Regions from separate parts of the Homo sapiens genome. Here all the other regions are linked to region 3. Evidence: chromatin loops called from intact Hi-C (ENCODE). Cell type or tissue: heart right ventricle. All regions are shown on one strand.

The links. A loop is a pair of places that touch in the nucleus more often than their neighbours do. Peaks named below come from ENCODE experiments on the same cell type or tissue, not always from the same donor. Only the 100,000 strongest peaks of a DNase experiment are listed, where the experiment ranks them.
Region 1: it touches region 3 in a loop (2.8-fold over the local background); 9 of 110 quality-filtered maps call a loop at or near these places.
Region 2: a loop joins it to region 3, with 2.1 times the contacts of the local background. A loop is called at or near these places in 14 of 110 quality-filtered maps.

What each region holds. Positions count from the first base shown.
Region 1 is chr11:45,601,917-45,605,916 of GRCh38, forward strand. No RefSeq gene overlaps it. Among named protein-coding and RNA genes, the nearest start is that of CHST1, 62 kb to the right of the region's middle. In heart right ventricle, no CTCF peak of the experiment used is centred here; a DNase peak (open chromatin) is centred at 2,195; H3K27ac peaks cover 1,229 bases; H3K27me3 peaks cover 333 bases.
Region 2 is chr11:45,742,704-45,746,703 of GRCh38, forward strand. No RefSeq gene overlaps it. Among named protein-coding and RNA genes, the nearest start is that of LINC02690, 6.9 kb to the right of the region's middle. RefSeq lists enhancers at 726-1,292, 1,429-1,930, 1,931-2,430. In heart right ventricle, no CTCF peak of the experiment used is centred here; a DNase peak (open chromatin) is centred at 2,498; H3K27ac peaks cover 2,500 bases.
Region 3 is chr11:45,653,755-45,657,754 of GRCh38, forward strand. All of the region lies in intron 1 of CHST1 (carbohydrate sulfotransferase 1), which reads right to left. Among named protein-coding and RNA genes, the nearest start is that of CHST1, 9.9 kb to the right of the region's middle. In heart right ventricle, a CTCF peak has its summit at 1,696 (motif pointing left); a DNase peak (open chromatin) is centred at 1,687; H3K27ac peaks cover 103 bases.

The sequences.
Region 1 (4,000 bases), 52 kb before region 3:
GTTGTATCATTTATTCTTTGTTCCTTTTTCCCCTTTTCCTGTCTTTTTTAGGGTTAATTGAATATTTTTGGTAGTCAATTTTATCTCCTCTGGCTTATTAGCTATATATCTTTGTTTTATTTTAGTGGTTGTTATAAGGTTTAAAATATGAATCTTGGCTGGGCACTGTGGCTCATGCCTGTAATCCCAGCACTTTGGGAGGCTGAGGCGGGTGGATCATGACGCCAGGAGTTCAAGACCAACCTGACCAAGATAGTGAAACCCTGTCTCTACTAAAAATACAAAAATTAGACAGGCATGGTGGTGGGCACCTGTAATCCCAGCTACTTGGGAGGCTGAGGCAGAGAATTGCTTGAACCCGGGAGGTGGAGGTTGCAGTGAACCAAAATCATGCCACTGCGCTCCAGCCTGGGTGACAGAGTGAGACTCCATCTCAAAATAATAATAATATGAATATGAATATGAATATTTAACTTGTTGAAGAAAGCCTAAAACAATATACTTACATTTCTCCCTCCTGTCCTTCATACTATTGTTATCATACGTCTTACATCTATCTCTATAATAAGTCTATCAATACAAATCATCTTTTAAAGAAATTTTAAAATGAGAAAATAAAATTCCTTAAATTTACCCATATTTTTCCCACTTCTGACACTCTTTATTCCTTTACATAGACCAGTTTTCCATCTAGTACCATTCTTGTCTTGACTGAAGAATGTCTTTTAATATTTGTGGTTGTAGAAGTCTTCTAAAGACAAACTTTGCCAGCTTTTGTATGTCTGAAAAAGCTTTTATTTGGCCTTAATTTTTGAAGGATATTTTCAATGGATAGAGAATTCTTAGTTACAGAGTTTCCATTATCTTCTGACTTGGCATAATTTCTGTTAAGTGTGTGATGGCTTTATCTGTTTTCCTGTTTTTACTCCCCAGTTGCTTTGAAGATTTTCTCTTTGTCACTGGTTATTAGAAATTTGATTATCATATGTCCTGGTGTGGTTGTGTGGTTTTGTGTGTGTAAGTGTGTATGTGTGCACTCCGTTTAGAACTCATTATACTGCTTAAATGTGTGGGTATATAGTTCTCATCAGGAAGTTTCTGGCCATTGTTTTTTCAAATGGTTTTCTCTTTCTGTTTCTCTTCATCCTCTGGAATTTGAATCATAGGTGGAGGATCCCTCTCTGCCTCATCCCCTCCCACCAACGCTTCTTGCCCATGGAGGGGTGAGTCCTGTTGGCTGGGTGCAGGGGTGGGCATCAGCGGAGTTGCCACGGAGACACTCTGCAGTAGCCCAGGCATCACTCACACGCCAACAGCACCTGCCATCACATCCCTCTGCAGACACTGGAGCAGGATGACTGACCTATGACAACAGCCAGGAATTCATTCTTTGAGTCAAACCTTGAGGCTCAGGACACATACCTGAATGGAGGCAGTTTTTTGTATAGAGCTTTAGAAGGTTGTTTTTACAAAACAACACTTTCTTTCTCTTTTGTAAATAGAAGACACCAGTTATGGTGTGCTTATCATGTGCCAGACACTGTGCTAAGCACAAAAAACAAGTTAACGCATTTCACCTTCACAAGAACCCTGAACATAGATATTAACTACATGGAATAGATGAGGAAACTGGGGCTCAGAAAGGTTAAGTAACTCCCATATGGTCACACAGCAGGCCGACAGTGAAGCCTGGACTCAAACTCAGAACTGTCTGACTCCAAAGCCCACATTGTCTATTGCCTGGCTCGTGGAAGGAAGAGTGGGGTAAAGGCTCTGCTCTCGGGTTTGCCATCTACACCAGTTCCTTACCTGCCCTAGGGGTGATTGTAGAGGGGAGAAATAGAAGCTGGCCAAGAAGGGGGAAACGAATCTTTATTAGCTTTTTACCTGATTCTAAAAGAAAACATGTTTATCTTAGATGATTGGGAAAGTACAGAATAATACAAAGAACTCCCCAGTCCCCTGTGTAGGATGACTTCAGGAGTGTGGAGCTGGCCCTGTGTCTCCAAATACCTCCCCCACCAATCTGCTACAGAGACTGCAGTTTTCCCTGAACAATCATTTCTCCACAATGAAGCCCTTTTTTTTTTTTTTTTTTTTTTGGCCTCTCTCTTAAAACACAAGTGCCTCACATTCTGGCCCAAGAACAGCTCACTGGGACCGGTGATTACGTCCCCGCCCTCGGGGAGCAAACTCCTGCTTAGGAAGCGCAGGACTCCAGAGGGAAATGGGAAATACCATAAGTGGGGCCCGGAAGTAAGGCCCTTCCTCAGGATAAGGGTGGAATCGACCCCCTTTCCAGGCTTTCTAGAGAAGGAAGGATGTCCAGTGGTGGTGTTAAGACACGGAGCCTCCCCTGAGGTCCCGTTAGCCAGTGCTGGGACAGGAATGAAAGGAGAATAAAAGCACAAAGGATCCTCAGAATGGCCTCTGGAGGTGGGGCATCTTAGGGGAGACAAAGGGGGTGATCAGTGTGCAAACAGGCGTGGGACAGCAAGGAAAGGGGCAGAGCAGAGCCGGCTCCAGGGAGGCACATCAGGACCACAGACAGGAAGAAGCACAGACTCCACACTCCTCCACCAGAGATGGCAGGCACAGCTCTGCTTCCTCAGGGACCAGGGGAGCCATGTGGCAGCAAGGAGAGGGGGCAGCCTGGAGCTTGGACCAAAGGAAGCAGTCCCTGGTCCACATAGCCCTATGTCCCTCTCCAGGAATCCCAAGCCTGTCCTCAGTGGCTTCTCCAGAGTGGCCAACAGGAGGGATGGGGAGCCCCTCCCAGCAAGACTCTAAGGTGGTCAAAGGAGAGAGGCAGGAGCAATGGGAAATCAAGGCATCCCCTCTCTGGAGGCCCCTCAGAGCGAATCCCCTTCCTCCAAGAGCTGGGAAGCTGTCTTCCTTTCTCCTCTCACCCTTATCCCTTGTCACAGATATGACTCTTGTCTCTGTTAGCCCCTAACCCCAGGGGAATGAAGATTCAGTCTATCCTCTCCCTCCCAAGTCTCAACCGTATAGGCAAACATCGTCCCATACACGTAATCCTGAAGCACACATAATTTTGCATTCTATATTTTTATGTATAATAAATTACATATAAATACTGTACATATACTTCTATATAATAAATTATATGGAAAAAGCAGAATGCAAAATTATGTGTGTCCCAGGATCATAATAAATTACTTATAACCAATTATCCCAACCATTTTGCTATTTTTCTGTATAGTCTTTGCTGTGATTTTCCAGGCTTCTTTTTTTCTTTTTCAAGGGTCCCTTTTAATCATTGCACAATTCCTCATGGAATAGGCAGACCCAATTTGCTGAACCAGTTCCCAAAGGCCAGATGTTTAAATGGTGTCTAGTTCTTCACTGGTGTAGGGAACCCAGCTGCCTAGGCATTTTGTTTTGTTTCATTTTGTTTTGCTTTCTGAAATCTGATGCACTAACGTTGTGAGAGAAGTAATTTCTCTGCCTCCCCTTCTGTCCCCAGGGAGTGCCAGACTCTGCCCATGTCACCACCTCCCCCAGGAGAAAAGCCTGCAACAGATTGTTGGGGGGCTTCTTCATTCATTCATTCATTCTTTCCTCAAATGTTATCAAGCAAGGCCACAGCTGGGGGTATCACTCCCTGAAGGAAGAAGACGTTAAGTAAGTGGGAAATTCTAACCTAAGAGGATCTGTGCTCTGGTCAGAGAATAGTGATCTGGGAATATAAAGGGGCTCATAATCCTGACATGAGCTTCCCAGGGGATACACAGCCTAGGCTAACAAAGGAAGAATGGGTAAAAGACAGCCAGGTAAGTAAACAGAGGTGTCCAGGAAGAGAGAAATAACTGAGGCCAAGGCCCAGGGAGGAGAGTGCAACCCTTCAAAAGCTCTGAAGGTTCCCAGTGTGCATGGAGCTCAGCAGGGCGAGGTGGGAAAGTGTAGGAAAGAGCCTGTAAGCCACGATAAAGGCTTTGACCATTCCCTTGAAGGCACTAGGGAGCCATTGAAGGTTCTT
Region 2 (4,000 bases), 89 kb after region 3:
AATAGGCAAATAACTATTGTAAGAGTTTAGCATGAGGGAAAACTCCAACAGAAGTGTGGTAGTCAAGAAGGGTTGAATTAAGGAAGGAGGAGTTAATGTCCTTGACAGGGGCCTCCCATTAAGAACTCATAGAATTCATGGACAGAAGAATTTAGATGAGGAAAATTTTACATCTTCAGATTCACTGATCTCTGAAACTTCACATTTTCTTCCATTATAAATGTAGGCTACAAACCACAGAAGTAGATGTAACAGATACTTTGCTATCACACGTAATGTTGCAGATATTGGAGAGAGGAACAAAATATAATTTATGTTCATCACTACTGTACTTTGAAATTATAGTGGCTTTTTGGCCAGGCATGGTGGCTCATGCCTGTAATCCCAGCACTTTGGGAGGCAGAGGCAGGTGGATCACTTGAGCCCAGGAGTTTGAGACCAGCCTGGGCGAGACCTTATCTCTACAAAAAATAGAAAATTTAGCCAGATATGGTGGCATATGCTTGTGGTTCCAGGTACTCGGGAGGCTGAGGTGGGAGTATCTCTTGAGCCCAAGAGTTCGAGGCTGCAGTTAGGCAAGATTGTGCCACTGGACTCCAGCCTGGGTGACAGAGAGAGACCCTGAAAAAAAAAAAAAAGAGGAAAGGAAGAAAGGAAGGAAGGAAGGAAGGAAGGAAGGAAGGAAGGAAGGAAGGAAGGAAGGAAGGAAGAGAGAGAGAGAGAAAGAGAGAAAGAGAGAGAGAGGGAGGGAGGGAGGAAGGAAGGAAGGAAGGAAGGGAAAGGAAGGAAGGAGGGAAGGAAGGAAGGAAAAGAGAAAAGAAATTGTGTTTTTTTATGTTAATAAAGGAAAGTATTCTTATATCATAAATTTGGTTTTTTGAATACTTTAGTAACTGTTTTCAGTTTCTTTTATAATCCTGTGTATTTTATATCTTTCAAATCATTTTTTGGAAGACAGGCCTAATAGGCTTTATCAGACCATTAAATGGTGCCCATGGCACAAAAGTGGTTAAGATCTCCCTGCCTTGGAGAATAGGTAGATTGTTATTACAGCGATGGGAGGGAAGTATACATCCCAAATAGATGACCAGAACAGCATAAACCAAGATACAGGTGGGGAAGAGTATGAGATGCATGGCGGGATGGAATGTGCCTCCCCTCCCCATCCTTGAGGAGAAAGTCTCCTTGGCAAGATTAAGTAAAAAGACAGCGACTTTATTAGCATAATAATGCATCAAGGAGCAAGAGAATAGTTGATTTGTTTTAGACATGCTCTAAGAATCTGGAGAATTTAAATTCTGAAGGCTCTAACGTCTCCTCTGCAGGGTGGAGCCAAGACTCTGAGGAGAGGGCTGAACTGTGAACCTAGAAGTACCATCTCCCCCTGCACACACCTTTGGTCAAGTTGACCCCAAGAAGAAGGACAAGTCCTCTGCACGGCGATGAGGCCATACACACAGTCTGTGGCCCGGCTTTGGGAGACTGATGGGACAAAGGATGTTTTGCACGATCCTTGGTCTCTGAGCAAATATATACATGGGTTAACACAAAGGCTCTCTTTTTGAAAAATGTGACTGTGAAAGTGTGCCCTCCCAGATATTCCAGGCATAACACAGGAGTGACTGCATGTTTGGGGACAGTGCGGAGGCCACTCTGATTAGATCAGAGGATGTGGACTGGTTCATGATGTAAAAGCTGAAGGGAGGCCGGGCACAGTGGCTCACGCCTGTAATCCTAGCACTTTGGGAGGCCAAGGTGGGTGGATCACGAGGTCAGGAGATCGAGACCATCCTGGCTAACAAGGTGAAACCCCGTCTCTACTAAAAATACAAAAATTAGCCAGGCGTGGTGGCAGGCGCCTGTAGTCCCAGCTACTGGGGAGGCTGAGTACTGGGGAGGCTGAGGCAGGAGAATGACGTGAACCTGGGAGGCAGAGCTTGCAGTGAGCTGAGATCGCGCCACTGCACTCCAGCCTGGGCAACAAAGCGAGACGCTGTCTCAAAAAAAAAAAATGCTGAAGGGAGGGTGGTAATGAAGGGAAGAAGACTCCAGGGTTTCAAGTGCCATGGATTAAGGGAGGGAGTAAAGGCAGAGGGCCAGGACAGATGGTTGGATCTGTCTTAGAGGTGAGGTACCTTCAAGATGCCTCAGGGAAAATGGCCAGTAGTCCATCAGGACTCAAGAGTAAGACTCCAGGAAGACACTTGAAATGGGAAGAGAGCTAAGAAAATAATCCACATAGAGGTGATCATTAAAGGCGTAAAGAATAAAGCAATAACGTAAAAAAAAAAAAAAAAAAAAAAAAAAAAAGCAAGGACTGAACTTTAGGGAACAAGTAAGTAGGCTTCTTTTGTGTCCCAAAGCCAGAGAACGAGAACATTTCAAGAAGAGGGGTTAAATTCAGCCTGAAGAAGGAAGTTGCACAAAATCTCTGGATGTGGCTACCGGGAAGGCCTTGGTGAATTCTGAGCGAGCCGTTCCCACGGAGGGAGCAGTGGATGGAGGCCAGCTGAGGACTGCCGGGGTAGAGGGTGGGTGGAGCAGCCAAGGGAGACAGGAGAGGGTGGGAGCCAATGAAACGGAGAGAGGGAGGCTAGGAGATTTGCAGGCCAACAGCATCACATTAAGTTTCTTTTTAACAAGACGATCCAGTTTTTCATTAGAGAAAGAAGGAAACTGCAAATCAGGGGTATTTAAAGGTCGTGTGAAAATCACGAAAACCTCAAGTTGAATCTGTTCCCACCTAAATAACTTTTGTTTAGAAACCAAGCAAAGCCACTGAAACCATCTCAGCACAAATCCCAAAATGGAATTATTCGGATGTCTCTGAAATGGTGTAGGTGCCATGAGCCACTGTGCTAATATGCAGTGTGTCCACACAGAGCCCAGGGCCCAGTGGTGTCAGAGACAAAGGCCAGAGCTTCCCAGAAAGTTCCATAAGGACAGGAATTCAGGAAGTGGGGTCAAGGGAAGAGCTGCTGTCACTGAATATACTGCAGCTTAAGAAAATGATCCTGTTTAACCAGCACCTACTATGGGCTAGGCACTTCACCGACATTTTTCTCATCCTGAACAAGACTACGAAGTATTTTTTCTGTTACTATCCCCACAGTGGAGATAAGGAAACACAGGTTCAGGGTAAGTTGCCTCAAACCCACAGTTCGTAAGTGGCAGAGATAACCTTGGAGCCCAGGTATATCTGCCTCTAACCCCACCGTGTTCCCATCCGGCCTGGAACCTCACCCAAACACACTGGACCCTCAAAAATAAAAAAATGAATAAATAAATAAATAAGTGTCATTATCACCTGTAACAGCCAGTAAAAGACAAGTGCCCCTTGATGTGAGTGCAGCATAACTTTCCCAGTTTGACCTCTTCAAAAGTTGGGTTTTGTTGTTTTTTAAATTATCCTGAACTTGACAAACTTTATTTTAAAAAAAAAATTCACTCACTTAGTCTTTGAGTAAATGAAGAATAGGGCCATGTGTCAGTGCTGGGGACACAAGCCCTGTGCTCAAGTTGTCACAGAGAGAGAAGGCTCAGGACAGCAGGGTGGTGGGGGGGCATCTTCCTTCATAGAGGAGAGAATATGAGCCAAACCTATTTGTCTAAATTTGTTTTTATTTTCATCAAAGTATTACCTATAAATCTGAAAAACCAAATAGTGCCCCAAAAAGCTTACAATTGAAAATGGAAGTCTCCTGTTTCCTATCCTTTCACCTTGTTTCCCCAAAGCTGTCTCTGCTGTTATTTCTATCCCCATCTCTAAATAATACATGTATTCTTTAAGCCAGGTGCGGTGGCTCATGCCTGTAATGCCAGCACTTTGGACAGCCAAGGCTGGTGAGATCACTTGAAGCCAGGAGTTCAAGACCAGCCTGGGCAACATGTTGAAACCCCATCTCTACTAAAAATACAAAAATTAGCCAGGTGCAGTGGCACATGCCTGTAGTCCCAGCTACTGGAGAAGCAAAGGCAGGAGGATTTCTTGAGCCCAGGA
Region 3 (4,000 bases):
ATGCTATGGGTCAAATAACACCAAGGAAGGCAAGCACTTGCTGGGCATTCACAATGTTCCTCCCAGGCACATGCTTCTTTCACAGCCATCAGCTCATCGCACCCTCATGCCAGCTCTATGAAGTTGATACTGTCACAACCCCGTTTTACAGATAAGGAAGCTGAGGCCCTTCAAGGTTAGATAACTTCCCCAAGCTCACACCCATAATAAGGAGCCAGGATTCCAGCCCAGGCAACGTGCTAGGAAGTCCACGTTCAAATCCTTTTCCCTAATTCCACTCATATTACACCCTCCTTGGTCCTCATCAAGACAGGAAACAGAATCCTTAAGGAGTCTTCACTTAATTCTGGGGTTCCAATTCCAAAAGCAGAACTCACCCTAGGGTTTTATTTAAAGAGAAACATCTTGCCATCTTGCTGGGGAGGGGGCCGTTTAAGTTTCTTCCCCCAACTCTTCATCCACCCAGAGAAACTTAAGGCCAGGACTGGAAGCTGCTGCTTTGCTAATAAATCAGAAGTCACTGAAGCAGCTGGATGTTATAAATCCCTAAGACAGCGAGACTCGGCCTCACAAGGTGTGGCCTGGACACCGAGGAGGGGCATGTGTTTGAAGGCCCAGCCACAGGCCATTCCCTTGTACCCCCGGGGAGGGCAAAGCCAGGGAATGGGAACGGGAAGATGGGGGAAGTCCAGCCCTCCTGGAAATGTCCCCGCTCTCCCAGCCTGGCAGAGCTGGGCCTGGGGCTGGCCAAGTGTCCTTGGTATGCTAAAGGCATCTGCCCTGGAAACCAGAGGCCCTGGGGCCAGGTCCTGTTGTTCCCAAGGAAGCCTTAGCCACTACAAAAGACTCCTCAATGCCCTCATCCTCCAAGCCAGACTGTGGCCCCCAGAGCCCATCCCTAGGCTTCTAGCAACCTCTGGCCTGGCCTCCCTCTACCTCTGCTTAGTAAAAATCCAAGCAAACCTTGGACACAGGAGACCACGATCTATCATTTCTGTTAGAAAGCAGGCAAGTTGGTGAGCTTTCACTCCCAGGAGAAAGCTCAGATTTCATTATCAGTGAACTTGAGATGAGGGCACAGACTGGGAGCAGTGAACAGCTCTATATTGGAAAACTGTAATTCACAGAGCTCACCCCCTGAACCATGCCTACCTGGATCTGTCACTCAGCAGGTGTGTGGGCGTGGGTGATTCACCAGCTGTCCCTGAGCCTCAGTTTCCCCATCCATAAAGTGGTCATAGCTACAGTAGTGCTGGTAAGAATTGAAGGTCTTAAAGCATTTAGTCAATGCCAGGCATATAGACCCAACCCAGCCTCTGACACCAGCCCTGCTGATCCCAGCTCAGCCACTTACTGGCTGAGAGATCTTGGCTAGCTTTCTTCACCTCTCTGGGCCTCTATGTTCGCATATGCAAAAATGGGGATAATTATAACAAGGCTGTTGTGAGGACTAATTAGTGAGTACAGTGCCTGGTGCAGCGTAAGCACTCACTAAATGTCAATTAATATCATCATCACCAAATGTCTGGTTTGCTTTTTGTCTCAGGAAAGGGCCTAGAACAAATCATCCTGCAGCCCACGGGGTCTGGCTCTGCCCACCGCCCCTTCTTCCTGCAGCTCCTCTCCCGGCCTGGGAACTTCTTCCTGCTGAGCCACCGCAGTGGCTTTCCTGCTGCCCTCTAGTGACCACATCCTGCGGTGCAGCCTCGTAGTCCCGTCATCGCTGCTGTATTCAGAATTCTGGGGCTGTTGGCTACAACCTGATGTGAGGATGCAGCCAGCGGGAGGTGATGTTGCAAGATGCAGTGAGGTGTGAGGATGGCACGCCCACCCGGGCTGCGGCCTCTGCTCCGTGCACCCCCACCCTAGCCGCACCGGGAGAGCCCAGCTGCAACAGGCAGCCTCGCCTTCTCCCAGGGCCTCTCCCGCTCATCTCATGGTGCTCTGGCAGGGAAGGAGCACAGACCTGAATGTCACAGGCAGGACTGGCCCACATGGCCTCCGGATGGGTGACCTTGGACTCACCCCCTGGCCTCTCTGTGCCTCAGTTACACCATAGATCCAGTGATGACTGAAGGGCCTCCCAGTTCTAACCCTGGTGTTCTCTATAATCCCAGGAAGGCCCCAGACTTCATTCTCAGGGACAGTTGGGGCCACCCACACAGCAGACAGGGGGACCCTCCATTGGGAGTGGGAAAAACCCAGTCATCTTCCAGGAGGATTCTAGGGCTGGGCATTTCTGTCCCCCACCTCGGCCTGATCTGTGGCAGCGCCAGGGGGTGGCGGCCCTAGAACCTAGCGGTGCTGCCTTCTGCCAAGTTAGCCCCCACCTCTTGCTGTACAGAAATCCCATGAAACCCAGGGCTGAGGCCTTGTTTCACCTTTTCTGGGCCACAGACCTTTCGAACCACAATCCCTCCCCTTAGAAATGCCATTAGTGCCCACAATTTTACACACACAATTGAGAAGTTTCCCGAACCTCTGAAAGCCCAAGCTTGGGCACCCCACTCTTTCCTAGAAGCTTAACCCCTTCATTATTAACATGTCCAGGGAATTGTCTTTCCAACCGACTATATCAGAGAAGCCTCCTCAGACATGAACGTACTGATAGAAACAGTCACCCAGCATATATAAGTTTCAAAAGCTAGAGCCAGAAAACATGTGTGTAATAGTACACCACCTTTTCAGATTTGTTTAAGGAGGTGGACATGTATATTTGTATATATGCATAAACAATCACTGAAAGAGCTTGCTCTGAGCTAGTAACGGGAGATGTCCCAGAGGGAGGGGGCCTCGAGGAGACTAGGGTGGGAGGAGACACCGTTTACACTGAGCTTTTTGATTCAGTTTGAGTTTATTAATTTTGGGGGACACAGTGAAGCCACTCCATGTAGGAAGTAGAGGGGTGATTGATGACAGGGTGCGGTACTGAAAATCAGCCCTGGCATCTCACTGTGCCTCCCACCCTCCCCCCCCAGGCACTGCCAGCCAGCTCTCCCCACCCCCATTTCCAAGGCACCAGGGTCAAAGGCACTGCTTTTCCGCCAGAAATGGGCTTTGTCTGCTCAGGTGGGCCACTAAGGACAGTAGGCAGCTGGGGACTGCTGAGATACAGGGACGGAGCTGAAATAAAGCTGGATTTCAGAGGGGGCCTGTGGCTATGGGAGCAGCTGAGCCCTGGGATGGGGAAATGACTCTTCTCCCAGACATTTCTCCCTAAAAAACTACTGTGAAGCCCTGGGGGATGAAGAAGCAGCACAGTGAGGGCAGGGCAAGAACCTGAACATCGTCTTTCCGGACAAACTCAGGAGCCATGATGAATGGGGTCCCAAGGCTCTGGGGTCCCAAGAACTGGAGCAAGGGACAAGGGAATGGGACAGGGAGGGAGGAGCTGGCGAACAGGCCTCTAGGATGGAGACTGCAGAGGGGAAATGCTTACTCCCTGACTCTGACGTAGCCAGCACTAATCCCCCATGAATGTTTTAGTTAAGGCTAAAATGCATAAAACAGCAAGGCGTTTTTCTTCCTAAGGAAAATGAGGTGATGAAAATGAAGGCAAGGCAAGGGGAAAACAAGGGTATAAGAGTCTGAAACAACCAGAGGCCAAGTCAGTGTACAAGAGTCACACCATGTGTGGGCTACTGAGCTAGCCAATAGGAAAAGGGAAATATTTCATTTACTTGTTTCACAGGACCCATGAGATAAAGATTAAAGCATCCACTCAAGAGATGTCCAGCTATTCCTGACACTGAATCCAGTGCAAGATTTCTCCCAAGGGAGCTCTTACAGAGCTCTGTGCGTGTGCCACCATGAACTCGTCCTCAAGACTTTGTACCTAAGAAATCCAAAGACGAGTTTCATGGGACAGTGTCCTAGAGCATCCTTCCATGTGAGCAGTATGCCAACACACAATCCAACCAGTGCAACCTTCCAGAGGGGTGAGCTGCTGGGGTCCAGACTCGGCCTCTGTGGTCTAGGTCAGCCCAAGGGACCCCTTCTC